Linked DNA regions of Homo sapiens: all the other regions are linked to region 6. A link is a loop called in an ENCODE intact Hi-C map of the cell type or tissue named here. Cell type or tissue: mammary epithelial cell. All regions are shown on one strand. Region 1 overlaps MYO5B (myosin VB). Region 2 overlaps LINC02837 (long intergenic non-protein coding RNA 2837). Region 3 overlaps MYO5B (myosin VB). Region 4 overlaps MYO5B (myosin VB). Region 5 overlaps MYO5B (myosin VB). Region 6 holds the start of MYO5B (myosin VB). Region 7 overlaps MYO5B (myosin VB).

Region 1 (4,000 bases), 83 kb before region 6:
GGCCTAAAGCCATGTGAGAACAAGAACAAATCATGTCACTGCCCTGTTCAAAATCCTCCACGGGTTCCCCATCCCAGCGAAAGTCAAACCCTTGCAGCAGCCTCAAAGGCCCTACCCAGTCTGGCCTCTCTCACCTCTCTAACCTCATATCCTACCCTCTCTCCCCACTCCCTTCACTCAGCTCCAGCCATAGACTTCCTTGCTGTTCCTCAAAATCACCAGGCCTGCTGTGCCTCAGGCCTGGGCACCTGCTTTCCCTGTCTGGAATGTTCTTTTCCCAGATATCCACGCTGCTTCCTCCCTCAAATGCTTCAAGTGTTTGGCCAAACGTGAACTTCTCTGCATGGCCTCGAATTTCACCATCACCTCCCTCACCCCATTTCATGTCTCCTTTCTCTGCTTTATTTTCTTCTCCTGGCAACAACAGCATCTATGCCCTAAATACTTTATCCTGCTTATCTCCCTCACCATGAGATAAGCTCTCTGTGGCCTAAACCCTCCCACCTTCCTCCCTCATTTGCTCCAGGTATGCCCAGCAGCTGATAGGCACTCAAGGATTTGGAAGATAGTGCTTTCTCTCATTTTATACAAGAAGAAAGTGGGGTACTTGGTTGGCAAGATTAAGCACCTTGCCCAGTACACATTACTGAAAAGTACCAGAGCCAGGATCTGACCCTAGGTCTGTAGAGCTCCAAAGCAATGTTCTGAATCCCTCCTGCCTCTCCTCTTAAATGTGCTTTCTTTATCCCTGAGTGCATGTCACTGAAACTCACCAATCACACTCCATAAATGCAGAATGTTGAAGTATAGGGCCAACTGAGGACGGAAGTTAAGGAACCAAATTTTATTCATTAGTAAACAATTTCCAAATATGTCTGTAGCATGGATTAGCGAGAATGATGAGTTTAAGGGCTATAAACCACCTAGAAGATCTAGACAAGGTAGAGTATGAGTCTGTTAGAAAAATAAAAATAGAAGCATAAAAATTAGATAAAGGAGAAAGCAGGCAAACACCTACAGATTCAAAGAATGCCTTACTGAATACAAAACATATCAGAAGAAGATCCTGCAATCATAGTGTACCATAAACAGAGAGCAGCAGATAAAACTACTTTAAAATGTTCACAATGATAAGATTTCAACACCATTGAGATTTCTCTTCAGAAAGTCACTTAATTCCCCTCTCATAAGGTTAACGTTTTCATTCTTTGGTGGAGACTATATTAAGGAAATGGCAAATAGGCAAAAAAAGAAGAAAGGGATAATGCTCAGATTAGCTCAAAGATTACTAGAGTGGGAACAGAGGCTGTGTCAACTCAGTAATGTTGATGCCTTGGTAATTCAGAGGTATGTAATGAGGCCAGCACTGAGGGTTGCACTGCCATCATTTATAATCTGTAGCATTTTTTGCTAGTGTCAAAAAGTTAAACTGCAGTTATCTCACAGAAGTAAATTCTATTCATAAAACTACAAAATCTCTACTCTGCAAAGGGCACTGAATAGTAAATTATTTTGTTAGACAGTCACAGATTGAAAGATACACACCCATGTCAAGATTATAATTTAAACTAGTAGGCAGAAAAACAGATCCTTCTGGTTCTCATTCTCTTTGAAAGTTCTGGGGCAAATTCTCCAGATTGTATCTCTCATTCAAATACATGTTCCTTGGGTAAATTTAGATAAGACTGAATTCAAAAGAAACAGGCACCTGCTAAAACCCTATCTTCCTTAAGGGGTCAGTCATGAACTGAGATCTATAATGGTTATTGTTGCTTTTATTGCTGTATGTTTGCAGAACCTTTTGCAATTATAACCAGTAGTTATTAAGGTCCTTAAATTCTCTGCAGTTTATGCTGATAAAGGGATCTCATTAAGGTAAAATAAAACTACGTTTACTAACTGAACATTGGGACTGGAATTTCTAAGTCTTAGCCCTTTCATTCATTTCTTTGAACTTCTGAAGACTCTGCCTCTTATCAACTCATCCCCTCTTCCTATAAGGCACCTTGAGCACATGAGTCACCTGGAGACTTCAATGCACTGCACCTACTGAGTACCTACTATGTGCCAGGCAAGCTCTGAGCACTGGAGCAGAGAAGGAAGAGACAAGATCGCTGTACTAATGGAGGTCACATCCTAGTGGGGGAAACAGGCAAAACCAGATACAGAGACATCTGCTATGAAGAAAAGTAAATATGGTAAGGGGCTTGGAAACAACCCAAGTGGGCAAAGGAAGAGAGCTATATTAGATCGAGTAGTCAAAGAAAGCCTCTCTAAGGAAGTGGCAATGGAGAAGCAACAGGACAGAAACGAGAGAGCAAACCTCCTAAATATTGAGTAGGGAAAAAGTATAGTAAAGAGAATTGAAGCCCCACTCCTGAGAGATCTGGGCTACATCTAGGAATCCATAACTGTAGCGAACCAACAAAGCAACTGCATCACGGCTCCAAGGGGCTCCTTTTGAGAAACACTGCTATTAAGGATAAATATGGAATCCTCCGTACCCAACAATACTGGCCCATCAGAGCAGCAAAGCATCAACACCAAGACGTCCCCATCAAGAGGCAAAGGCAAGGCTCCTGCCGAGCCACCCACCCACCTGCCCACACCCAAATGGGGCTCCAAAGACGGCCGCATGGGACCCCCATGGCGCCTTAACCAGCTGAGCACCACCAGCCCTATCTGCCTTTGAGCATGCATTGTGCATGACACTTGAGACTGGTTATGCCCCACGAAAAACCTTTTTCTGTCTGCTCCAAGGCAACTCAGGCCCTTCTGGTACATACACAAGAAAACCCCCACTATATTAAGTCACTCCCTACTGGACTGAAGGTTTCTAAGCTGGTACACAGTAGCAGCTCAGTAACTGATGAATTATAATAAATAACAATGACTAATGACAGTAACATCCCTATTGTCAAAATGTTTGTGAAAATGAACCAATTTTCAGCAGTGTAACATCCAGTATAGCAGCTTTCTATTATACTTTCAACACAGCAACGTATTTTAAAAAAAATTGGGTCATTTATTTCAATAAGACATTTGTTAGCACAACACAGTCATTAAATCACAAACACACAATCCTGTCACCCACATTAAACTTTAAAATCATTCCACATAATGAAGGTTACATGGACGTTGAGTGCCTGCTTATAAATAACGCACAATTAGAACACTTTCTCATCTCCAAGAATTAATCGTTTTTCCCTGAGACCTGTTTCAAGTGTGCCTCAATTCCCTGCCCGTCCCCACCACCTACACTGCTGAGTGTGAGGAGGCATCTTCTGTAGTTTCCCATCCATTCTCAAAAAATATTTGCTCAGTACCTGTAGTCAGCATTGTTCTAAGTACCGGGCATAAAACAGTGAACAAAAAAGACAAAAAGGCTTCCCTGCCCTCAGGAAGCTTCGCATCCTAAAGCAGTATCAAGGGGTGCTTTGACATAAAACCAAAAGCCTTGCCTTCCCTCCCAAGAGTCACTGATGCCTCCCTGTGATGCTGTCGTGATCATTTTTGCCAGTTGCACTGTAGGGCTCACCATGGTTTGGAGGCAGATAACTACATTTCACATTTGTGTTAAGATGGGGGACAACTGAACGTTAGAGAAAACACATTGCTGGACCATGGAACACTGCTCTGATATGGTTTAATTATTAAAGTTAGGAAGCTGCTATCTCCTTTTCTTTATGCCTGAACATCAAGTGTGGCCTCGTAATTATCAGGCGCACGTACAAAATTGCAACTTATTTCTGTACATTAAAGAATGCTCCAAAAAGCATCAACTACACAAAGATAGGTACTGTGGGGCCCTGAAGGGTTGAAGTTAGTGTGAGGGTCTTTTCTCATGGCAGAGTCCATCAGTGAGAGCTGCTTAGAGGAGCCCCCTCTTACCCACTCCCCTTTCTGGCTTTGATTGTTATGCTCACCAGGAGTGACTCAGGCTGCTGTTCTTATCATCCAGGCATCTCAAATGCTATTTTAAAGTACATGGAAGTTTAGC
Region 2 (4,000 bases), 680 kb before region 6:
CCCCATAAATATGTATAATTATTATGTGTTAATTAAAAAAATTTTTAAAATAGTCAAATTAATCACACACACAAGGGAAAATTCTACAGACAAAAATCTCCAAAGTCCAGGGCTGTCTCTTGCTTGCAATGGAGAATCTGACACTAGTTGTTTCCTCCATGATCCCTGCTCCCGATGGTGGTCTTCTTCTATGATTTCAGGTCTCACCGGGCTCTAGTAGCTCCATCTTCTCCTTTCCTCCTCTATCCAAGGGAAGGTGACCAGTCTTTGTTTGTTTGCTCCCTTAACTCTATCTATGCCTCTACTGGGAGTCCCTTCATTAGGGTTTTTTTCACTTGAGCTACACTTGGCGAATTCTGTTTCCAGCTGGGACCCTGGGTGATGGACAGAGTCAGGAGTAACCACCATGCCCTGGCAATAAATGATGGTTCAGCTGCGTGAGCATTGTCTATATGTGCAGTCAGCCGCTTCCCCGTCCTCCTCTTCACCATGTTCCATTTCTTTTCAACGTGCTAACTCCTTTGTACTAACAATTATTAAAGAGTTGATTTGCTCTACATACCCAGTGACAAATACTCTTCTAAAAACTTGAAGGGGACAATGAGACTGGGATTAACATACCTATGTAGAGTCGGCAATGCAGTTAGATACGATTCGTGCCTGGATATCTGACTTCATTTCTAAAATTCCACCAGTGACTAATTATGTTAGAGTTGCCTCCTTCCATCTTTCCTCTTGTAAAATTCATCTATTTCTGGAATGAATATTAATATTTATTGAATGCTTTTTTTTTTTTTTGAGACAGAGTCTCACTCTATCTCCCAGTCTGGAGTGCAGTGGCATGATCTCGGCTCACTGCAAACTTCGCCTCCCAGGCTCAAGAGATTCAAGTGCCTCAGCCTCCCAAGTAGCTGGAATTACAAGTGCACGCCAGCATGCCCGGCTAATTTTTGTATTTTTTTTTTTTAAGTAGAAACAGGGTTTCGCCATGTTGGCCAGACTGGTTTCGAACTCCTGACTTCAAGTGATTCGCCCTCCTTGGCCTCCCAAAGTGCTGGGATTACAGGCATGAGCCACTGCACCCGGCCTGAATGCTTATTTTATGTGAGTTACTTCGCATTTGTTAAATCAAATAATCTTTACAACGCAATTTTTGTGTTACGAGAAAGGTTAACTAACCCAGTAAATGGCAGACCTGGAGCAGGACGGAACCCCAGGCCTCCTGGCATGAATCCTTTGTGTTCCTGGGGAGAGGAATACATTCAGTCTCACGCTTCTTAGTGTCAATGAATATTTTAGGTAATGGAAAGTAATTCTGGAGCCCAGAGAGAAGATAGGATGGAACGATGATAAAGGGGAAGACACGAAAATACAGCTAATTATTTAGTGAGCATCTACTTGCATGTTGAGCACTGGGTATGGTTCCTCCCACATATTTCCCAGAATCACTTTGTAAGGAGGATTGTACGACCCACGTTTTACAGAGGATGAACTTGGGGCTCAGGGAAGTTTGGTAGTTTGCCCAAGGCCCTACAGGCAGTAAGTGGTTGGGGATGCATTATGCATAGAGCTAGGTGAGCCTGACACTGTTTGCTTTCTTTCCATTACACCTGCCTGTCATGGGAGAGAATTTCAGAAAAGGGATACCAAAATTATGGGAAAACTTGTCTTGGATATTGCCAAGGGTTAGTCCGGAAAGAAGCCCTAAATACTACTATTCACAAAAACTTCATTTCTGTGGTGGAGTGGCTGAGGGACACCATGGGCCACTAGATGGCACCAGTTCAGCGTCGGAAGAAGCTTTCCCCCATCATTTTTGTGGGCAAAGGGTGCGTGGAGCACCCTGTCCCTGCTCCCCAGGGTGGCACAAGAGAATGAGTACCAGCAGGTGAATGCCGCAGGGGCCATCTTGGAGTCTGTCTGACATACGTCTCTGAGGTGGGCAATTTTTTTTTCTTTTAAGACCCAGGTGCAAGTGATTCTTTTGCCTCGGCCTCCTAAGTAGCTGGGATTACAGGCATGTGCCACCATGCCCGGCTAATTTTTTGTATATATATATAAAAAAATTTTTTTTGAGACGGAGTCTCACTCTGTCGTGCAGGCTGGAGTGCAGTGGCATGATCTCGGCTCACTGCAACCTCTGCCTCCATGGGTTCAAGCGATTCTCCTGCCTCAATGTCCCAAGTAGTTGGGATTAAAGGAGCCCGCCACCACGCTGGTTAATTTTTGTATTTATTTATTTATGAGACGAAGTCTCGCTCAGTCACCAGGCTGGAGTGCAGCGGCATGACCTCGGCTCACTGCAACCTCTGCTTCTTGGGTTCAAGTGATTCTCCTGCCTCAGCTTCCCAAGAAGCTGGGACTATAGATGCGTGCCACCACACCCAGCTAATTTTTGTATTTTTTGTAGAGACGAGGTTTCACCATGTTGGCCAGCATGGTCTTGATCTCTTGATCTCATGATTTGCCTGCCTCAGCCTCCCAAAGTGCTGGGATTATAGGCATGAGCCACTGCGCCCGACCTAATTTTTGTATTTTTTAGTAGAGATGGGGTTTCACCATGTTGGCCAGGCTGGTCTTTAATTCCTGACCTCAAATGATCTTCCCACCTCGGCCTCCCAAAGTGCTGGGATTACAGGCCTGAGCCACTGCGCCCAGCCCAGTTTTTGTATTTTTTGGTAGAGAGGGGGTTTCTCCATGTTGGCCAGGTTGATCTTGAACTCCTAACCTCAAGTGATCTGCTTGCCCCAGCCACCCGAAGTGCTGGGATTACAGGCGTGAGCCACCACGGCTGGCCTGGAGTGGGCATTTCTATTCCCTTTACACAGGTGAGGGAAATGAAGATAAGCAATACTGAGTAACTTGCCAAGGGTACTTAGGCATAAAGTTGTAGACAAGGGATTTCAAACCAGGCCTGTCCGATTTGCAGCTTGTAATTAGTGTATTACTAGGTAGATTGGGAATGTTTGGCCTGGAACAGAAAAGACCCTGGAGTGGGATCCACGTTGACAGTCTTCTGGGACTTGGATCACAGCATGGATGAGGGTGCAGAACTAAATCCAATAGGTGGGAATTATCAGGGGTAGATTTTTCTTTTTCTTTTTTTAAACGAAGTCTCACTCTGTCTCCCAGGCTGAAGTGCAGTGGCATGATCCCAGCTCACTGCAACTTCCACCTCCTGGGTTCAAGAGATTCTCCTGCCTCAGCCTCCCGAGTAGCTGGGATTATAGGCGCCTGCCACCACGCCCAGCTAAATTTTGTATTTTTAGTAGAGACAGGGTTTCACCATGTTGGCCAGGCTGGTCTTGAACTCTTAACTGATCCACCTGCCTCAGCCTCCCAAAGCACTGGGATTACAGACGTGAGCCACTGCACCTGGCCAGGAGTAGATTTTTTTAAAAAGTTAATACATGATAAGATTTTGCTGGGCATGGTGGTTTATGCCTGTAACCCCAGCACTTTGGGAGGCTGAGGCAGGAGGATCGCTTAAGCCCAGGAGTTGGAGACTAGCCTGGGCAATGTAGCGAGATCCCATCATTACAAAAAATAATAATAATAAAAATAGCCAGGTTTGTTGGCCCGTGTTTATGGTTCCAACTGCTCTGGAGGCCGAGGTGAGAGAATCGCTGAGCCTGGAAATCAACGCTACAGTGAGCCACGATCACACCACTGCACTCCAGCCTGGGCACCAGAGCGAGACCCTGTCTCAAAAAAAAAAAGATTATATTTAACTAGTTAAGAAGAAAACTGGACAATCCAGGCCAGGTGTGGTGGCTCATGCTTGTAATACCAGCACTTTGGGAGGCCAAGGCTGGTGAAATCCTGTCTCTACTAAAAATATAAAATTAGCCAGGCATGGTGGCATGCACTTGTAATCCCAGTTACTTTGGAGGCTGAGGCAGGAGAATCACCTGAACTCGGGAAGCAGAGGTTGCAGTGAGCTGAGATCATGCCACCGCATACCAGCCGGGGTGACAGAGTGAGACTGTGTCTCAAAAAA
Region 3 (4,000 bases), 51 kb before region 6:
GAGAAAATCATCCACATACCATTTCTTCCTCAAAATGGGGATAGTTTCTCTCTGGGAATTCTGCTATTGCTTCTAGGACCAATGAGACTTTCTTTACTCTGATTCAACCAAGTAATTCTCCAGCTGCTTTTCTAGAAGCTAACCTAGAAGCCCACCAATCTAATGCATCTGTCAGGATCAACTGGGTTCTGCTGTGGTCACAAACCCCATCCAACATTTCACTGGCACACACAAGGTGTCTGCTTTTGGCTTCTGCTCCATGTTCATCATGGGCTGGCTGGGGGTTCTGGAATTCAGGTTGACGGAGCAACCCTCCCAGAACAGTACTGGTTACCATGGCAGGCAAGGAAGAGCTTGGCAAAATGTGTTATCAGAAATGTTATGAAAGTGGCTTCAGCTCATATTTCCTTAATCAAACCGAATCCCATGGTCATGTCCAAGTTAAACTGTAAGGAAGTGCAATTCTACCAAGTGGTCAGGAGAAAGGGAACCAGATATTCATGAGCAACCAAACAACTACTGCATCCACTTCCCAACCAAAGTAGGAATCTCCTCATCTACGTCTCTGACAAGGGCTGAAGGGGATCTGATTGGGAATATGGGGGGTTTGTGTTGTCATTTTAAAACCAAGGTATATAGGGGATGTCTTCTGAATTCAAAGAGTAACATGGAATAGTTGCAGAATTAATTGTTTCAGTTTCACTTGTCTGCCTTGCTCTGTAGTGTGGGCACCAAAGTTCCCCAGTCCACATCACAGGTGGCTAGTAGTCAACCCCCACCCTCAAAAGACCATTACAGCCTAAGATTATAATGGCCATAGCTGGACCAAGAGCTTAAAGGGTAACCTCAGTCTAACAATGACAACAGCATTCAGGTTTGCCTCGATTTGCAAATTCAAGTGCACCGAGGCATACCATGTGAAATCACAACAGCATCATTCCAGTCATAAGAAATCACAGTGAAGATGAGTGCCAGCAGACATACGATAGGAAAACACCTAAGAATGGAAAGAGTATGAATCACAGAAACTCCTGATGAATTACCAACTGAGTTCACTGTGAGCTGAACCAAAACGCCATCACTTCTTCACACAGACTTCTGTCCAGCCAAGGGGAATGTGGTAATTACATTGTCAAATATTTTTAATCTAAATGAAGCATTTAACGTTTCTATTAAGCTTTATCTTCCTCATTCCAATCCATCAAAGTAACTGTATCTAACCCTGAGCACTGCACACTAAGAAGGTCATTGACAAACTAGTGAGTACTCATAGGACAGAGAGAGTAGTAAGGGGTCTGTTACAAGAGAAAGAGGGGATTGGACATTTATTTAGCTGGGAGAAGCCTTGGAAAGGATGTTATCTGTTTGAAAAACATGAAGGGCAGCTGTGTAGAATAAAATAGGCTTCTTTTAACTCCAAAGGCAGAAAGTGGAGTCAGTAGGCAGGACCCAGGAGGCCCCCCTCAGTTACTAAGAGCAGAACCACCTTCTAACAATGTGAGATCCCACAGGCTCAGCAACCGCAGCATTCTGTATTTAGGAGTTGTTGAACAGCACCGGCTGACACCAGCCACAGGATGGGGCATTAGAGCGGTTGATCTGTATGGGTCTAAGGCTTCTCAGTGACTAATCACACCAATATTTATCTGGATATATGAAGGCTGGGAATAAGGAAGAATAAAAAGTTCTATAACATAGCCAGAGATTTAGAAAGCCCCCAAATGACTACAGGTAGAAGGAATAGAAGGCAGGCATTTGTTAAGGAAAAAAATATCTTAGAGGCTATCTATATAGACAGGATGTTGTTCGGATGGGCACCATGAAAGGCAGCAATAGAAGGTCAGAACATGGCGTGCAACACACAATTTGTGTACAGGCTTGTCCTGTCTCCTACGCACCTGCCTTAATCCATCTGGCAACCTGCAAGCACATTCTGCCCTATTCGTTGCTCTCACAGGGGTCTTGCTTAGGGCCAAGCACACCATATGCATGGAATATCCATTTTCTGGAGGGCCTCATCATCTAGCCGGACAGAATGTTATCACCTTCTTATCCAAAGGCTTTGTCTTATGGTGAGGAAGCTGGTGAGGCAAGCTGCACTGAACACTCAGGTGTTGTGAAAATGTCTTCTGGGCATGTAACATCACAGTGAGTCACAGAACACAGAGACCAGAGGATCAAGGTAACCACTTCTGCCCCACCCCCCTTAGAAATATTAACCAGATTGTAGGAAACCCAAACAATCCCTTTAAGTAGAAAGGAATAGATTAAGAAAGCAACCAGATGGCTTGACACAGCATCAGTAACTTTTTCTCTTTTCTTCCCATGGTATAGAAGACTAGACAGGCGTGCTTTGGACGCATAAAGACCTACCTCATCTTGCTGCCAACTCAAGACTGCCTTGTATGGATGATCCCTCTGAAAAAAAGTCTTCAATTGCCTCCCAACCAGGAGGGGTTGGTCTGCCTCCTTTTTTTGGTTTGAGCTTGCCCTTCACTTAAAAGAGGATAGGCAGGGTTCTGGCAGAGAACTTTCCCAACATCAGTCCTTTTTGACAGTCCCCCTTCACTCTCCCATCCAAAAACAGGACTTCAGTGGAAAATATAACTGAGGTTCTGGAAGATGCTCTCCATGAGCTACATATACACAGAACAGTAGCAAATTAACCTGGAAATAACCCCCAAAAGACCTTAGGGAAAGACATTTATTCTTCAGGGTTTATATAAAGCACTGCTTGGGATGAAGGAAAATGCTGATATTCCAACTGAGTGAAACATTAACTCAGATACCAGTAAGAGTCTACAGGAAGAAGTGTATGGATTATGAATGTGAAAGGCCCTTTGCCACACCTAACATAGCACCTAATAGGTATACACAGTTCATCCACATCTTCCAGGCCCTTCAAAAGATGAAGACCACCCCTCCCCCAGATCACTTCACATGCACAGGTGGTTGAGTCTAAATCCCAGGTAAAAACAAGTTATGGCAGCAGGATTCATGCCCACACTTCTTCAAATCCCTCAGAGTGTTGGGGACACTCAGGGCTCAATACAGGCCTTGAATCAATCACCTATTTACCCTAAAACAGGTAACTTCTGGGAGAGGCAACAACTCAGTGCTTCCCTTCAGGAGAAACATTCTGCCTGGAATTTTCATGCCTTTTTCAGCACAGAGGAAGTTGAGGCTACCACTCCCACCAAAATGGAAAAATTAGAAGGAATCCAAAGTGACCTACTTCTGGGTGTCTATAGAAGTTTTAAGAGCAGCAATTCTCAGCCGGGTGCAGCTCCTCATGCCTGCAATCTCAGCACTTTGGGAGGCCAAGGCAGGCAGATCACGAGGTCAGGAGATCAAGACCATCCTGGCTAACACAGTGAAACCCCGTCTCTACTAAAAACACAAAAAATTAGCTGGGTGTGGTGGTGGGCACCAATAGTCCCAGCTACTCGGGAGGCTGAGGCAGGAGAATGGCGTGAACCCGGGAGGCAGAGCTTGCAGTGAGCCGAGATTGAGCTGAGATCACACCACTGCACTCCAGCCTGGGCAACAGAGCAAGACTCCATCTCAAAAAAAAAAAAAAAAAAAAAAAAAAAAAAAAAAAAAAAAATTTCTCTCAGGAGCATCCCCAAAAGCAAAGTATTTAAATTAAAAATGCTGATGGGAAGACTTTAAACATGTATTTCATTCATCATAAGAAGTATATTTTTCCATTAGTTTTTTAAAAAGTATTCAACCAACAACAAAATCTCTCAAAAGATTATTCAAACAGCTCTAACAAAAGTCAAAAGAGGTTGGAACTGAACCTACCACTGGCTGTCCCAGAAAAGATTTCTGCAAACAAGGAAAAAAAATGTCATTTGAGGGATACCAAAGTATATCAGAAAAAATGGATGGTTTTCCATTAATGAGGTGTTTTAGAAACTCAAAAGTTGTTCTCATTAAGCCTGCAAACTTGTTTACACCATTGGTCTTCACTGGTGCCTGTGACACTGATGGAAGA
Region 4 (4,000 bases), 190 kb before region 6:
CTCAATCACATCCTGCCTTATGGCAGCTCATCGATAACTGCTGTTTAATGTAATTAACTAACCATTTATTTACATCATGCTCAAATGGTTTATGAGACTCTTAGTATATAGACTTTGCTTAAGATTCATAAGATCACTGGATGTCATTCTTCCCATTTTAAATAAGAGAAAATAGAAGTTTGGAAAGGTCAAATGATGCACCCAGAATTCCTTAGCTAGTGAGACACTGAGCCCGGATTCAAACTCAGGCTTCCATCTCCTTGCACAATTTTCCACCAGGTTATGCTGGTGGAATTATACAGGATAATGCATTATCATTATACTCCTGTATCTCTGTATTACCATTACACTCCTTCCTGTATAATAAAGCAGCCTTTAACAAATCCCTCCATAATAAACTTAGCCTCAGTGTAAGTTTAAATATGTATTGGGGTCATCAGTGCTGGCTGGCTTGACATCACTTCTCTAGAAGGCCCCCACCACCCACCTTTAACCATCCTACCTTCATAGCACTCACTATACAGTGTACTAACATTTTCCTCATCCACTTAGTGTTCCTCCCACCCTAGTCTCCCCACTAGAACCTAAATCCTATGATGGTCAATCTCACATACAAGGACTTGGATGAGTGGTCTGGCACCTGGATTTTAAGAGGAAGTCCTCAGCAAGGGCTGTTATGTATAGCAGTACCGGCTGAGCACACCATCTGGAGCCCCCTTCGAGTTGTACAAGTTACTGCCTGCAAACTTTGTCGTCCCTGCCCTATGCTCAGCCTTCCATGATTCACCCACAGGAAGGGGACTGACTTGTGTGTGTGGGGAATGGGAGGGAGTTGAGCCTCAGACAGGTACAACTCTATTTACCTGAATTGGAAACTCCCTGAGAGGATGAAGAGGTGGGAACAACACTCACTTAGGCCCAACACACACTATGGTTGCAAAACAGGAAGAAGGGGAAGCCTGGCTTGCCAAGCCACCACAGAAAGGACATCCCATCTCCAAACCGGTCATGAAGCCCCTCTATATCATTTCATCCTCTGTGACAAATCATCTGAAGATTTAGGTGTGTCAACAGAATATATTCTGTTCACTAATGGGATAATCAGTCTACTGCTTCTTGTCTGTGTCTACATGCTCTAATCATATAGTCAACACCATCACCAAAACACAGATCACCGACAATAGTTTTTAAAAAGAAGGACTATGCTAGAGAATACATAGAATTTTAAAATAATTTCTGTCCAACAAAGATACTTGTATAAGTACCATGGAGAGTATTAATACTTGGAAGACAGGGTAGAAAAATACAGTGACAATGAATCTTGGAAACAATGGTGACTTAAAATGATAATAGTATATATGTGCCGAGCGCAGTGGCTCACGTCTGTAATCACAGCACCTTGGGAGGCTGAGGCAGGTGGATCACTTGAGGTCAGGAGTTTGAGACCAGCCTGGCCAACATGGTGAAACCCCATCTCTACTAAAAATACAAAAATTAGCTGGGTGTGGTGGTGGGTGCTTGTAATCCCAGCTACTTGGGAGGCTGAGGCAGGAGAACTGCTTGAGCCCGGGAGGCGGAGGTTGCAGTGAGCCGAGATTGCACCACTGCACTCCAGCCTGGGCAATAGAGCAAGACTGTCTCAATCAACAACAACAACAACAACTCAATATGGTATATTTTCATGATAAATTCAAACAAGCGAAATGAAACAACAGAATACTAAGAGATACAAACACACAAAACTATATTAATATAAAAAACCTATTATAGTGAGGGAAGTTAGATAGGAGGAAGACTCCAGTGGAAAGAAAAATCAGATTCGGGGAACGAAAGGTTATGTGGGGAGAGAAAAGTAAGGTTGGGGAGCAGAGGTAGGTTAAGATAGCAGTCAAGTCAGGTGAGAAGGTATATGGAAAACTACCATAAGTCAGATTTGGGCTCAAAACAGAGCCATATAATTACAATTATTCTAACATTCAAGGGCTTCCTCCCAAAGTTGGGAACACTATAAATAACATTTCTGCTGCAAGAAGGGGCTGGGCCGGAATGTTCCAAGCAAGAGAGTCTACAAACCCTTCCAACAAGACAGCCAGGCCTGAAAGTGGGAAGGAGATGTGTCTCAGGCACCTGGAGGCAGGGCACTTGTGTGAGGGGTTCTCCAGGCCCAAGGACTGAGCAGGTCCTGGGTTCCTGGGGTGAAAATGGCAGAGGGATGTCCTCATGCAGTCTGCCACCAGGTGGTGACATTTTACTCTACCATACCCTCCCTACCAGGCCAGGGCACCACTCAGCCACAGCCCAGAACTGAAACCAAGCCATTCAGGAAGGCTGTCATGAATATTCACTGGAAACTGTGTAATTGGCATTTGGCAGGTAGAGTCCCAAGTGCCTACTTGGTAAGATGAAAATGAACCTTCTGATAGTGTAAGAGATAAGTACTTAGTACATTTAATATCCAATATCATTTTCCCACTTCAGTTAAACAGTGGCCCTTGGAGTGCTAAGCGCTATTTATAAGCCTCTCAGGTGTAGTGTGATATAGGCAGCAGCGAAATGAATCTGTCCCTTCCTCTTGCTGGCTATTCCCAAGCAGGGCTGTCTCCATCTCAGATGAGATACCATCACAGAAAGAACCCGGGGAGTGCCACCCAGCCCACCCCATCGTGGGCAGACAGGCCAGACAGAGGGAGACAGAGCACTGGTTAGGGCACTCCTCGGTGTAAATGGGAAGGTGCCAATTCCCTTGCTCTTAAAATAAGGGTCTGGAAGATTATCCCTAGGATCTCCTGCTACTCCTATATTCTGTGATTCCAGATCCAGGTTATATGGGAGCTGTATGATACATTCTATATCAACTGAAGTTTATAGAACTGCTAATGTCCAAAATACACTGGAATTCAGAAAGCTGCAGGTTTAGATGAAAGTGAGCAACAGAGGCACGTGTTTCCTGTGATTTTATGCTTTTCAGACTTATTCTAATGTTGTCATTAGCTAGGGGTGAACTATGATATACACATATAGAATGTGTAGCCTGTCAGACCAAATAAACATCACTTTTCAAACTCACTTATTTCACTTGTTCTTGGAAACTATTTTGCAGCAAGGGAGTATATTCAAGTATATTCAAATAAAATGATTTTTCCTTGGCCAGTAGTACAGCTGGCATTTCAGCCAGGTGCATGTGAGTCCCTCATTCCAAAACCCATCCTCTTTCTCTATACCACACTGTCTCTTTGGCATGCCACCAGTAAGATACAAGTCTTGTATTCTTCCTTTGATAGATACTGCTTCATCCATACATTTTTTAAAATTTAGGGCATCATGGTGGCTGGGTGCAGTGGCTCACGTCTGTAATCCCAGCACTTTGGGAGGCCGAGGCAGGCAGATCACGAGGTCAGGAGATCGAGACCATCCTGGCTAACATGGTGAAACCCTGACTCTACTAAAAATACCAAAAATTAGCCGGGCGTGGTGGCGGGTGCCTGTAGTCCCAGCTACTCGGGAGGCTGAGGTGGGAGAATGGTGTGAGCCTGGGAGGTGGAGGTTGCAGTGAGCCAAGATCGTGCCACTGCACTCCAGCCTGGGCGACAGATCGTTCCTCACTTCTCCAGGTGGCCTCTGAGGTGATCTCCTCTTCCTTTGTGATTATAACTGCTACCCACAAGTTGTCCACACTGGTATTTCCCCAACCCAGATACTTCCTCTGAGAGCCAAACACATATGCTCAACTGCCCACTGGACAACTACACGCGGAAGGTGCACAGGCGCTCCAAGGCCTGCACGTCCAAAACAGTGCTCTTTAGCTCCCCACCAATCTGTTCCTCATCCTGCCTTCCCGAGGGATGGCTCAGCAATGAGCAGGGAATCTGGGAACTGCCCGTGACACCTTTCTCTCCTTTACTGCTTGAGGCCAAGCTGGCTGTATTGCTTTGAATTTTTTTCTAATCCACCCCACGAAGCCCTGTTCCTCCTCCTTTCCCTCCTAGATGCTACCACAGCA
Region 5 (4,000 bases), 110 kb before region 6:
CTTCTGGGATGCTGGTAAGTTCTGTCTCTTGATCAGGTTCTAGTTACATCGGTGGGTTCAGTATGTGACAATACATTAAGTTAGATATACACTTATGTGTTTTTCTGGATATAAATCTTACTTCAATAAAAAGTTCAAGAAAGTTAGAGAATTTTCCGTCTTGCTTTACACCCTCACCACATGTGTGTCTATATTGTCTCCCCCAGAATCTTTCATAACTCATATTCTAGGAAAATGTACCACACTTAACTTGTGGTATCTCTTCCTCCACAGAACGCTGTCCCACACTCTCCAGGTATCAGAAGATGGGGATGAGAGCATCCACCCCTTGGTCCTTGGACCAACCACTGCCTCCCTCTCACACTTCGACTTAAAAGACAGAGTGCTCCAAAATAAAACTCCTCAAATTCTCCCCCCTTGAGGCAGAGCCCTTCCCTCAAACCCTGGGATACAGAAATCACATTCCCTTTCAAATACCTGTTGGTCTCACTGGCATTGGAGAATATGAATGGATGACTATGAATGGCTGACTCCTCTTCTGCACAGCCACCTGCCACTCTCCAGCTCCTGGAAGAAGCCCAGGTCTCAAGGGAGCTGGCAGCAAAAGGTGGCATGGGATGGGCGGGAGCCTCTGTAGCAGCGGAATCAGACTGTCCAAGTCCAGGGCAAAGCATCTGCTATGTAACCCCTGGGCAACAGCCCAGCTGGGCCGTCTCCAGTTGAATGCCTGCCTGCCTGCCCTCCTTAATTCTGCCAGCGTAGTCTATCCTAGGGCAGAGGGGTTTTGTTGCCACAGGAGCACAATGGTGCTGTTCAGTCACAACTCAGATGCCTGAGATGACAAGTATGGGGAGGGGCTGCTCCTGCTACCAGTGTCATTTTCACAATTTTAGTTCAATTGTGGTAAATATAAAGTTTACAATTTAGCCACTTTTAAATGTGCAACTTAGTGGCCCTGAATACAATCACATTATTGTGCAACCAACACCACTGTCCATGTCCAGAATTTTCATCATCCCAAACAAGCTCTGGACTCAGGAAACAACCCATCAACCAGTACCGCTTTAAAAAGACACGAGAGAAGGAACTATGAGTAAATATCTCAGCAAGCCCTTGGGAGCAGACTGACACTACAGCAACTTGGTATTAGTGACAAGGTCGAGTTAACGACACAGTTTCTTAAAGGATCTGCATCTAGGCTCAAGGAGGACATCTGTGGGGTGCGGGGAGGTGCTGCCCTCACTTCCAGGGCAGCCAATCAAAGCAACTACCTCCCTGAAAGCAAATCTACAGGCGAGCCTCTCCTCACTCTACGCCAATTTCTCTCCCTGCATCCTTTCAATGCTCTTGACATATGTTATTCCAAGGGCAGACATTTTTATACAGCATGTGGGGGAAACCAATGGCGACTTGCCCAACAGCTGCCCCCAAGAGTCACAGTTTGGCAAGAGGCCACATGCCACTTGTAGGCCATCCACAGTCACCAGAAGCCTCCTCAAGTATTAGCTGTTTGAGTTAGATGATGACAACAGGAAGGGGGACAAACTGAAAAAGCCTATTGAATCAAGAGCCTCAATGGAGTTATACTAAACAATTAACATTTACACAACACTTGCTATGTACGAAGGATGGTGCCAGGTTGCCATGCTGGGATGGGACAAGCTGGGATGAAGCAAGTTCCCATAAGAGAACTTCAAAATAAGCACAGGGGCACGGCCCTTCCATCCAGGTTGCTGAGGTGTTCATGCAGCAGGGAAGAAGGCATAGGAGGGGTCTTTCATCATTAAGTCACTTGCCAGCCCGTCCCACTCTTTGGGAGGTTCCACATTTCATGTTGGGTGTTTCTTTAAAATATTGAATTTCATCATTAAGCCAAAATATGACTAGGAGGTGGAATCTAAAAATATATATATTTTCATGCCGCTAGTAGCAAGCTAAACTTGGAATAAAGTTATGAGTCACCAGAGACTCAAACACACCTTCCAAGAAAGCATCTGCTCTGTTTTCTCAGGTGACTTCACCAGCTTTCCCTTCCTCCTCCTTCACCTCTCCTAAGGTTGACAAAGCCTGGATTTAGGTCAACCTCTTCAGTGGGTCCTTCTGTTGTGGCCAGCAGCCCTCAGAATGAATTATCTCCTAAAGTCACCAGAGGATTGGCTGACCAAAGATGACCTGTTCCCAGAGCCAAAAGGACCCTCCAAGCCCATGCTCCCAATGGGAGGCTGCCCAACCCTTAGGAAAACAAAGACCTACTATTTTTAAATAACCAGCTAACAGCCAACAAAAGCTAACTGAGGGCTCGGGATTCTTTCAGCTGATTCATACACTCTACACACAGGTGATTCATCCACCAGCTACTGTAAAGGTGGTGGGAAAAGGGAGGAAAACACTATGAGAGAGAAACATCTTCATTGTGAAGGTACACAATCCCTGCACTGTAATACAATTTAAAAGCTCTCTCCCAAATAAAGGGTTGCCATACTTTGGGGCTGATTTCAGTGTTTTGTGTTTGGTTTTGGTCATAGTAAATAAATCAGGTGTCCTGGGACAAAAAGGCTTATATGGGGACAAAAGTATTATTTCTGGGAAAATTTTTTCAGTCCAAGTAACATTTAACATTCAACATTCTGATTCACACATGCAACCTTTTCTATTCCACCCCTCTGCTCTGTAATCTTTGTTAAAAAAAAAATAAAGCCCACAATTGAGGAATTCACAATTGTATACAAAAAGACAACTGTGGATGGGGAGAAGGGTTTGAGGCTAGCCTGATGGTCTTTCTTGCCTCATCAATTCATATTCCACACTTCCCAAATTCTTGGTTATGGAACCTGAAATTTTACCAAGAAGTAATTTGTTTGGTTTAACAAAATTCTTTTCTAAAAGTGAAAATACACCTATAAAAGAAATATGATATATTAGTATTTATACCCATAAAAGTCAGTTCAGTGCCATCTGCAGAAAAACAGTTGAGATTGGCAGCTAAGAGGAAATGTCTTTTTATCATAGATTAAGGTAGCCTCAAGTGTGATGGGGCTTAAGGCCCACAATGGTACCAAGGGCTGGAGGAGAGTTGGAGAGAGGGTTAAATATAACAGGAGGCAGGCAAAGTGCCAGACATAAGTCCTCACTAAACCATGGACCAAATCCTATTCCCTGTGGTTACTGGATTCCAGGATCCAGGCCTCAGCCTTATACTATGAATATTATAAGCTCAAGTGTGTTATGGACCAACAGGTTGACCTGGAAACAGTGACCTGCAAAAAGATTGTTTCTAGTGAAAAAACACATCTTAAAACTCCAAATATGTGAACAGAGAAAAATTTAGAAGGATATTCCATGTTATTAGGAGCTATCAACATGCAGAAGTCATTGTTTAAAACCAATTCAGGTCTAGAACCTAAGTGTTTCCTCTGCTTAAAGCAAAGGCTATCTGCGGATTGATAAAATATACCAATGTCATCAACATACTGTGAGACCCAATCCTTCCTACCTCAAGGGAATGTGCAGCCTAATACTAACTGTAGGATTGGGACCTCAATTCTATTCATGGATATCCCTTCCAACTTCTGTCCCTCCTAGGAGCTAAGACCATTAGACAACGCATGCTTATTTTACTTCAGTTAAAAAATGAATGGTACCACCTTAATACAAGGGAAAGACTTGCAAATTTGAGGAAGAAAACAGCCAGTTTAGGCAAAGAACTGTTTTTACTCACAACACTTCTGACACCAGATATGTGGACTTCTAACACCAGATATGTGGGCTTCTTCCACCCAAGAACCAATTCTCCAGACATCAACTGGGTGTTCCTCCTAAAATTCAATTCTAACACTAACCACCTGGAGACCCCACAGATTAAGAGCCCAGTTCCACAAGATCATACCCACTGCCAGTGCCAAGTCTAAGGTTCCCACCTGTATTCCGGGAGTTCCCATGACCCTTTTCTTCAGGCTCAGTAATTTACCAGAACAGCTTGTAGAGCTTAGGTAAGTGCTTT
Region 6 (4,000 bases):
AGCTGTATTTGAGGCTGCTGCGGCCCCACCCCCAGCCAGGTGACAGCCTCCGCGGCCACCTTCCTGAGCATGAACTCATCCCGGCCCTGCTCCCCTCCAGGAGGAATGGGAGAGTTGAATAATTCCTCAAACTTAGAAGGGTGGCCAGCCCACGGAGCCGAAGGGCTCCCACATGGGCTAGACAGCCGCGTGTGATCGCCAGGTAAGGACGCGGAAGTGACTGTTCCTACCCAGCCCAGACCTGTTGGCCCGGGCGGGTGTCCCGGGAATCGCATACCCACGCAACGCGCGTGGACACCACACGCACACACAACTCTGCATGGAGGCGTGTGCATAGGCACTGTTAAACGTGTTTTGGCCACCCAAGAAGACGAACAGGAAAACCAGGCATTGGACTATCCAAAACTTGTTTTCTTAAAGGTGCATAGGGCACATGTGAAGAAAAGGCCTTTGCCCCTCTCACTACTGACTCCAGGTTGAAACTCGAGGGGTCCCGGGCGGCTGCAGCGCTGCCGCGAGCTCCCCTGGAAGCGGTGGCTTGTCCCTAACTTTAACCACAGCAACTGCTGCGGAACGCGGGCGTCTCCGCCCGGGCTGCACCTGTTCCCGATTCGGAGCACCCAGCCTCACACATCCCTTCTGACCTTGAAGGCATCCTGAAACTCACACCCTGCTCCCGGTTCGACTTTACTCCAACCCCCTCCCCGCAGTCACTGAAGCCCTCTTTGTACCAAAGAGGCCGCGTCAAAACATCCATCCCCAGCAAATTCACAATGCTCTTCCCTGGGGTCTCCGGAGATAACGGCGCACCCCTCTACCCATTGCTTACCCTCACTCCATCCAGCCGCCGCGCCCTCACGCCAGGTTGTCTCCTCCCTCTCCACCAAGTCCAGAACCCCCACCTCTCCCAAGTCCAGGGTTCCCTGTTGTGGGTATGCGGGAGGAAAGGACGCCTCGGAGGCGCGCCCTCGAGAGCCGGCGCCGCAGAGCCCCTGGGGTGGGGTCCACGGCGGGGACAGGGGACAGCAGCGGGAGCACCGCGGGGGCCCGTCCCGCGCACGGCGCTCAGAGCTGGCAGGGTCGCCCTGCCGTTCGGGGAACTCGGTTGGAGCCGAGCCCAGGCAACGAAAGTGAGGGGCGCGGCGGGGAGGGGGCGACAGCCCTGGCTTGGTGCTGAGCCGTGGCGCTGCGGAACCTCTAGGAGCCGGGTGGCCGGTCAGTGCGGGCGTTCCCGGAACCGCCAAACTTTCTCCGCCAACCGAAGTTAGGGACTCCGAGGACAGTGACGAGGAGGACACCGCGGAGGGGGGTCTCCCGTCACCTCCCGCCTCCAGTAGCCGAGGGAGAAGGCGACCCTGAGTACTAGGTGGCCCCGAGCGCGCCACCCCGGCCCCGGGGCGCCTCCCTCGCGGCCGCGCTCACCTGGCTGTAGAGCTCGCCCACCGACATGGCCCGGGCCGGGCGGGGCTCGGGCCCCGGCTCCTGGCTGCCCCGCGGCTCTCAGTCCGCGGCTGGCCCGCCTGGCGCCATGTTCCCGGGCTGGCCTGGAGTTTCTCGATCTTCTCGCTCTTCTCCGACCTGCCCCGCCGGCTTCCCGCAGGCGCCGCGGCCGGCTCGCTCCCGGCGGCGCGACCTTTACTCCCGCCGCGGCGGCGCAGCTACGGCCGGACAGGAGTTGCGAGCGCCGGGGGAGGAGGCCGCGCCGCACCACTCCCCTCCCAGGTGTGGGGAGGAGGCGAGGGCCGGCGAGGAGGGAGGACCCGCTCGCGTCAGAGCGGACGGCCCGTGCGCCGCCGCGCCTCTGAGCCCTGCCGGTGCCCGGCCCGACGCGCCCTCCCGCGCCCCCGCTGCCACCTGGGCCTCCGGGCCGGGGGCGGGGCGCTCAGAGAGGAGCTCCGGGACCGGCGCGGGCCGCCCCCTGCTGGACGCCGCGCGCGCGCAGGCACAGGTGCGCCCCGGCGCCCGCACCTGCCCTGCCGCGCTCCGCTTCCACCCGCACCGGGCCCCGCGGAGTCCGGCATGAACGCGGTGCAGACAAGAAAAGGGAAGAGGAACTAACCAGAGAGGGGGGAAAAAAGAGAAGCGTCTATGGCTGGAAGGCCCCAGACATTGCCCTCGATTTTACCTGGCTGTATTCAGCGCTTTCATGATTAAAATTCAGTTACTCGTAGATCGTTATTAAGGCGACCTGGATATACATACACCAGGGATCTTCTCCTTCAAACTGAACTCTCTGCGCGGAAATCCTTGTCAGTAAAGTGGGAGTCGTAACTCCTTCTGTACAAATATTGTCCACTTTCGCCCACAGCCTCCAAGGAGACTCCAGGCCACTCATCTCAGAGGGCTTCTGCTTTTCCGGGAAGTCTCACGTTCTCCCAACCCCCGTCTCGTCTACATGCAGACTCCGGGTCCTTTTGCCACTCACTACCTCGTTTATTTGTGTTCCCTCTCTGACCATGGCACTTGGCTGCCTGCAGCAACTTCAGCTCCTCTCCTACTTCCAGTGAAAAGTAGAAATTTCAACCAAGAAAAAAAAAAAAAAACTGCCAGAAGTCTGTGGAGGGAGACGAGGGGCTGTCAGAGGAGACACTCCCTTCTGAAGCTGACATCTGTCCCTGACCCAGGGGTGGCCCCTGAAAAGTGGTTCTCAACCGGAAGATATATCTGTACCAGCCGGGGCAGTTGTTCAAGAGCCCCAGAAGGTGATTCTCAGAGGCATCCCACCTGGAACTCAAGATCCCGTTGTAATTCACCTGTGCAGGCCTTCCCATGGGCACCTCCACAATGAGAGTCACATGGGGAGCTTTAAGCGTTCCAAGGAAGAGGCCCCAACCCAAGGAATTCTGATATAATGAAGGATGGGACCTGGGTATCCCAATTTTTAAAGCTCCTCTGAAAGTCTAAAGGATGGTACTTCCAGGGTGACAAATGCATTGACCAAAGCTTGGGCGGCTCTCATTGGACCTAAAAATGGAACTCTTCACATCAGTGGCAAGAGCAGAAAGGGATTTTTTTCTCTTCCTCAAAAGTTTTTCTGCATATTTCCCTTCCCCGGATTCCTGTAGCTCTTAAAGTGTGTCCCCACCCCCCACGCCCACCATCAGCATCACCTGGTAACTGTTAGAAATACAAGTTATTGGGCTCCACTGCAGACCTACTGAACCATAAACTCTGGTGTGGGGCCAGTACTCATTGTTCTTTCTGCCTCCAGGTGATTCTCCCCTTTTTGAATAAGAAAGTCATCAGTCCTGCCTAGATCCTGGCCTCTTCCTCCACCACCATTAGTGGTCCCATCTCTCTACCAGCAACTCTTCCTCTCTCCACTGGCCCCTGGCTTTTTGTGTTTTCCTCTCCTGCTAAACTTCTTAAAGCAGTAGCTTCACTTATTTAGCTATCTCCACTTACGCCCAGTACCTCCTTAATTCTCTGATTCTCAACACTTTATGCACATCAGAATCACTTTTGAAACAAGTGGATGTCTGGTTCCCACTCCCAGAAATTCTGATTTAACTTGTCTGGGGGGTGTTGCCCTGGGTGAAAGGATTCTGAAGAGCTCCCAGATGGTTCTAATGGCAGCCAAGTTTAAGAGCTGCTGTTCTGGCCGGGTGTGGTGGCTCATGCCTATAATCCCAGCACTTCGGGAGGCCAATGTGGGCCGATCACTTGAAGTCAGGAGTTCAAGACCAGCCTGGCTAACATGGTGAAACCCCGTCTCTACTAAAAGTACAAAAATTAGCTGGGCGTGGTGGCGCATGCCTGTAATCCTAGCTACTTGGAAGGCTGAGGCAGGAGAATCGCTTGAACCTGGGAGGTGGAGGTTGCAGTGAGCCGAGACCACACCACTGCACTCCAGCCTGGGTGACAGAACAAGACTCCATCTTTAAAAAATAATAAATAAATAAATAAATAAATAAATAAATGTTGCTGTTCTAATTTCTTCTTATTTGGCTTCCACTCAGACCTATCCTATTGAAATTGCCTCATCACTGTGAAGCATGGG
Region 7 (4,000 bases), 290 kb before region 6:
AATTGTAAGTTAAACTGGCCAACTCTAAATGTGTGCTTGACTAAAGTTAGGCTGGCAGAGAGCCGAGTTCACGGACTACATCGTTTTACTGAATGACGTCATACCACAGCCTATCCCAGGGACACTGCAAGAAATGGTCTCAAGAACCAGCATTGTATATATCACCGTAGGATATGGTGAAGGATGTGGCTTGTCACGTCACAGATTATGAAAGCCCACAGGAAAAACAAGTCAGCACCACGGACAGCTCCAAATCCTCTTGAACTGCATGGTTCTTTTCTATTAAGAACTCTCAAGCCACTCAGTTTTCTTCCTGTTACTGTTTGCATAGAAACTTGGTGCCAAATTTGCATCTTTTCTTTCCAGGTGGGTGTACAAGGCCTTAGGATATGAATGTTGGGTGCTAGCCTTACCCTGGTTTTATCTTTGTTTCCTCCCTTACTGACTTCTTGGCAGTGAGGATACATTTTTAGAAAAAAGCTCCCCAGGGGATTCTAGAGCACAGTCTGGGGATAGGAACCCTACTCTAGCCAGATCATGGTTATCAGTGAATTTTTGAGCTAGATGTTACCTTAGAGATCTCAGGCGAATCCCCTTGGAAGAACTAAAGCCCCAATCATTTCCAAGCTATCAGCTCTGGTTGTGAATACAACTGAGACAGAACCCAGGCCTCTGTCCAGTGGGCACTCTGTCTACTCCCTATGCTGTTCTCACAAATACCTTGGGACACCTTCACCTGTGGTGTCCTTGGTGTTCGCAGATCCTCCCCTTCTGGCTTAGAAACCTTGTGTGACCAGAGGACCACTGCCTAAGTTGTCTCCAGGAATTATAGGAAAAAAAAAATTCACTTGCAAACAGCTGGCCCCATCTGCTAAGAGATTGCAATGAAACAAGCCCCTATATAGAGCTCTAATGGAGATTATGTCAATGCTTCCTCTTGTAACAGAGTGTCAAGCATGTTATTTGACACTGGGTCACACTCCCCACTTTAAATGCCAGCCGGTCCCAAGCAAGGACAATGCTATCTGTATGAGCATGAACCCAAACTAAGGCTAAGAGTCTCCCTTGGACTGAGGAGTTCTCCTGACATGTTCCAAGAGTCTCCCAATAGCTAAATATCTTATAGCTTGGTCAGAGGTGGCAGAACATACCCTGAAACCAGCCTGACAGGTTTCAATCCCAGCCATGCTACTTACTAGCTGTGTGACCTCAGTCAAGCTACTTAACCTCTGTGTGCCTCAGTTTCTTCATCCTTAAAATGGGAATAATATTAATGTTTATCTCCTAGGGTTCTGGTGGGGATTAAATGAGTTAATACGTGAGAAGAGCACAGCGTGCCTAGTCAGGTAGTGCAGGCAAGGGCACAAGAAAGCAAGAGCTTATCCACTCCTCCCGTCTTTTCTGATCACCCTCTACACACAGGGCATCCTGCCCAGGGTAGCTAACACCTGCCACCACTCACAGATGTTTGCCAAGCAGGAAGCTTAAGGCAAAAAGCTTTTTTTATTTTTTTTTTAAATAGGCCATTTAAATCTGCTTTTCTTTGATTTTTCAAGCACGTGGATTGTAAAATGCTAGATTTATTTTTATCCTCTCAAGTTAACTTTAGAAATCAGCAATGCCAATGCAGAGCCCCAAGGCTGGAAAGCAAGGCCTGGGGGAGCCAGCATGTACACAGGGCTCCCAGCAGGGTGCAGCGGTCAATGCCTACTCATCCCTGAGACTGCACTCTGGCTGGAAGGTTAACTCACAACATTTGACTAAGCAAGTCTTTTCTTCCTGTCAACAGCCACAATAGCCACTGCCACCTTGGCATGCTTTGTGCTTGTGTTTTTCAAAGGGCCAGTGCCAGACAGCAGACCTTTTCCTTTGCACTCTTTTCCCTCTGAGTGGATGTGCCCTCCTCCCTGACCTGGTGTATCACAGCAGGCTGACCAGGGGCAGGCACAAGCCCTGTGCCCACCCTGTGCCTGGGCTCTCTGCTTTGCTTCCCCAGTAAGGAGCCAAGCCAAACAAGGCACCCTGTAGAACTAACACAGAGAAACACCCAGTGACAGTCTCTTCTCAGAAAGCCTTGTCTTTTGCAAGAGCACGGAAACAGAGGCATTCTATTGCTATCTCTGCACCACTTTTGGGCTCCTGTTCAGGGCAGCTGGCTTAGGTGTAAAATGCTTTTTTCCTGCCCTACTGGGTCATGAGAAGCTTTAAAAATGCCCAGTATAGAATAGATACATTAAATCCCAATGACTTACAAAGCCATACCCACTCTAAAATTCTGTTTCTCCATGCCACACACACTCTTCATGTCCTTTCCTTCCCTAGGAGGCACCCTCTGGGGCACCTCAGAAGCCTGGTTCTGTGGCCACCTCTACACCCTGCATGGACAAAGTAACAGTGGGCCTCCATTCAACTCTGGGAGCCAAACGCAGCAGTAGGCATGCACGGGAAAGGACTGAAACCCTTCAGTAATGTTTGGGGTTAAAAAACCCGCAATGCCCCCATTATGGCTGTGGGATCAGAGCTCGGGTAGGATCCTGGTCCCAGCACTTTCTATTTATGTGACTTTGGCAAGGGACTTGATGTCCCTGGCCCACCATTTCCTCATATACAAAATGATCTCACAAAATTGTATGAAGATCAAATAAGAGTGAACACAAAACACATATCGCAGAGCTTGGCACATGGCAGGTGCTTGGAAAATCCTTAGGATCAATGCTGTTCAGCCTGTTGGCATGCGATTTCCTCCCTTATGATACAGCATGCGACATACGTCACAGCCATCCTCTGTCCAGCAAGGCCAGCAAAGCACCTGAAACAGCCAGGCATCCAATAAAGGTCTTCTGAAGGGAAGGAGGACTGGCCATGTGGGCCACCAAAAAGTGGGGGTCCAGGTTTGTGCATGCATACATGTGAGCCTCGTCTATTCCATTAGACAAAGCTGAGTGTTCTGTGCTTGTCTCGAATCTCTTGTACTACGTTGTACGGTACCCAACCCCCTACAGGGATATTTAATCAATGGCTTGTTACCCCTTTGATTGGCTGACATGGGAAGGTGGCCAGGGTAGAAAGAGGACAAAGCTTAAAAATAAGAGTGCTAACCATTTTTCAAGTTTCTCCTACTGCATACCAGGCCCTGCATATGCATTAGACCATTTATTCTTCTTTCAGCCCTGTCAGCCCCATTTTATGGATAAGAAAAGAGGTTCAGAGTAGTCACATCAGCCACTCAACTTTTAAGCAGAAGAACTGAATTCTGATTTCCAAAGCAAACACTCTTTCCAAAAGAGGCAGACAGACAGATAGGCAGACAGAGAGACAGAAGGGCAAAGTGATGCAGAGCATGGGCTCTGGAGCCAGACAGCTGGGGTTCAAACCTCGGCCCTGCCACTGCCACCTGTGTGACTTTAGGATGCCATGTGCCCTTCCAGTGTCTTCAATTGTACAAAAAGGGGGATGGTAATACTTGCCGTAGGAGGGCCGCTATATTAGACAAGCTACTCCAGTCAAAGCGCCAGCCCCATACCCCACACAGCAAGCCCTCCATGCACACCAGCTGCTGCTGCATTACCCTATGTCACCCCTGCAAGGGCAAAACACCAGCACCTTGGGCTAGTGTGTCAGTTTCCTATTGCTGCTGCAACAAGTTACCACCAAGTTATGACTCAAGATAGCATAAATCATTATCTTACAGCTCTGGAGGTCAGGAGTCTGAAGGGGTTGGCACGGCTGCATTCTTTCTGGACGCTCTAGGGGAGAGTCCATGTCTTCGTCTTCTCTGGCTTCTCAAGGCTGCCTGCATCCCTCCCACCTCTGATTCTGTCATCACTTCTTCTCTGAACTTGATCCTCCAGCCTCCCTCTTAGGAGGACCCCTGTTATATCAAGCTCACCTGGCTCACCCAGGATACTCTTCCCATCCTACAGTTCTTAATTTAATTGCATCTGCAAAGTCCCTTTTGCCATATAAGGTAACACACTCACAGATCCCAGGGCTGAGGGTA

Evidence for each region. Hi-C counts contacts between places; a loop is a spot of excess contacts. Peaks named below come from ENCODE experiments on the same cell type or tissue, not always from the same donor. Only the 100,000 strongest peaks of a DNase experiment are listed, where the experiment ranks them.
Region 1: a loop joins it to region 6, with 9 times the contacts of the local background. A loop is called at or near these places in 13 of 110 quality-filtered maps.
Region 2: a loop joins it to region 6, with 7 times the contacts of the local background. A loop is called at or near these places in 23 of 110 quality-filtered maps.
Region 3: it touches region 6 in a loop (2.9-fold over the local background); 6 of 110 quality-filtered maps call a loop at or near these places.
Region 4: it touches region 6 in a loop (9-fold over the local background); 48 of 110 quality-filtered maps call a loop at or near these places.
Region 5: a loop joins it to region 6, with 6 times the contacts of the local background. A loop is called at or near these places in 4 of 110 quality-filtered maps.
Region 7: a loop joins it to region 6, with 3 times the contacts of the local background. A loop is called at or near these places in 4 of 110 quality-filtered maps.

What each region holds. Positions count from the first base shown.
Region 1 is chr18:50,109,861-50,113,860 of GRCh38, forward strand. The region is part of intron 1 of MYO5B (myosin VB); the gene reads right to left. Among named protein-coding and RNA genes, the nearest start is that of MIR4320, 15 kb to the right of the region's middle. In mammary epithelial cell, a CTCF peak has its summit at 1,703; no DNase peak of the experiment used is centred here.
Region 2 is chr18:49,509,057-49,513,056 of GRCh38, forward strand. The region is part of intron 2 of LINC02837 (long intergenic non-protein coding RNA 2837); the gene reads left to right. Among named protein-coding and RNA genes, the nearest start is that of LINC02837, 12 kb to the left of the region's middle. In mammary epithelial cell, a CTCF peak has its summit at 1,773 (motif pointing right); no DNase peak of the experiment used is centred here.
Region 3 is chr18:50,141,932-50,145,931 of GRCh38, forward strand. All of the region lies in intron 1 of MYO5B (myosin VB), which reads right to left. Among named protein-coding and RNA genes, the nearest start is that of MIR4320, 17 kb to the left of the region's middle. In mammary epithelial cell, a CTCF peak has its summit at 1,531; DNase peaks (open chromatin) are centred at 980 and 2,140; H3K27ac peaks cover 685 bases.
Region 4 is chr18:50,007,735-50,011,734 of GRCh38, forward strand. All of the region lies in intron 4 of MYO5B (myosin VB), which reads right to left. Among named protein-coding and RNA genes, the nearest start is that of MIR4320, 120 kb to the right of the region's middle. In mammary epithelial cell, a CTCF peak has its summit at 2,230; a DNase peak (open chromatin) is centred at 2,277.
Region 5 is chr18:50,079,103-50,083,102 of GRCh38, forward strand. The region is part of intron 1 of MYO5B (myosin VB); the gene reads right to left. Among named protein-coding and RNA genes, the nearest start is that of MIR4320, 45 kb to the right of the region's middle. In mammary epithelial cell, no CTCF peak of the experiment used is centred here; DNase peaks (open chromatin) are centred at 2,029 and 2,289; H3K27ac peaks cover 1,560 bases.
Region 6 is chr18:50,193,345-50,197,344 of GRCh38, forward strand. It overlaps MYO5B (myosin VB), which reads right to left and starts at 1,803. Exons shown (of 40, transcript NM_001080467.3): 1 at 1,423-1,803. The coding sequence starts at 1,449. RefSeq lists silencers at 1,478-1,717, 1,778-2,017. In mammary epithelial cell, a CTCF peak has its summit at 1,944 (motif pointing left); DNase peaks (open chromatin) are centred at 97 and 1,787; H3K4me3 peaks cover 2,093 bases; H3K27ac peaks cover 655 bases.
Region 7 is chr18:49,898,422-49,902,421 of GRCh38, forward strand. All of the region lies in intron 21 of MYO5B (myosin VB), which reads right to left. Among named protein-coding and RNA genes, the nearest start is that of SNHG22, 86 kb to the left of the region's middle. RefSeq lists a silencer at 58-352. In mammary epithelial cell, a CTCF peak has its summit at 1,690; no DNase peak of the experiment used is centred here.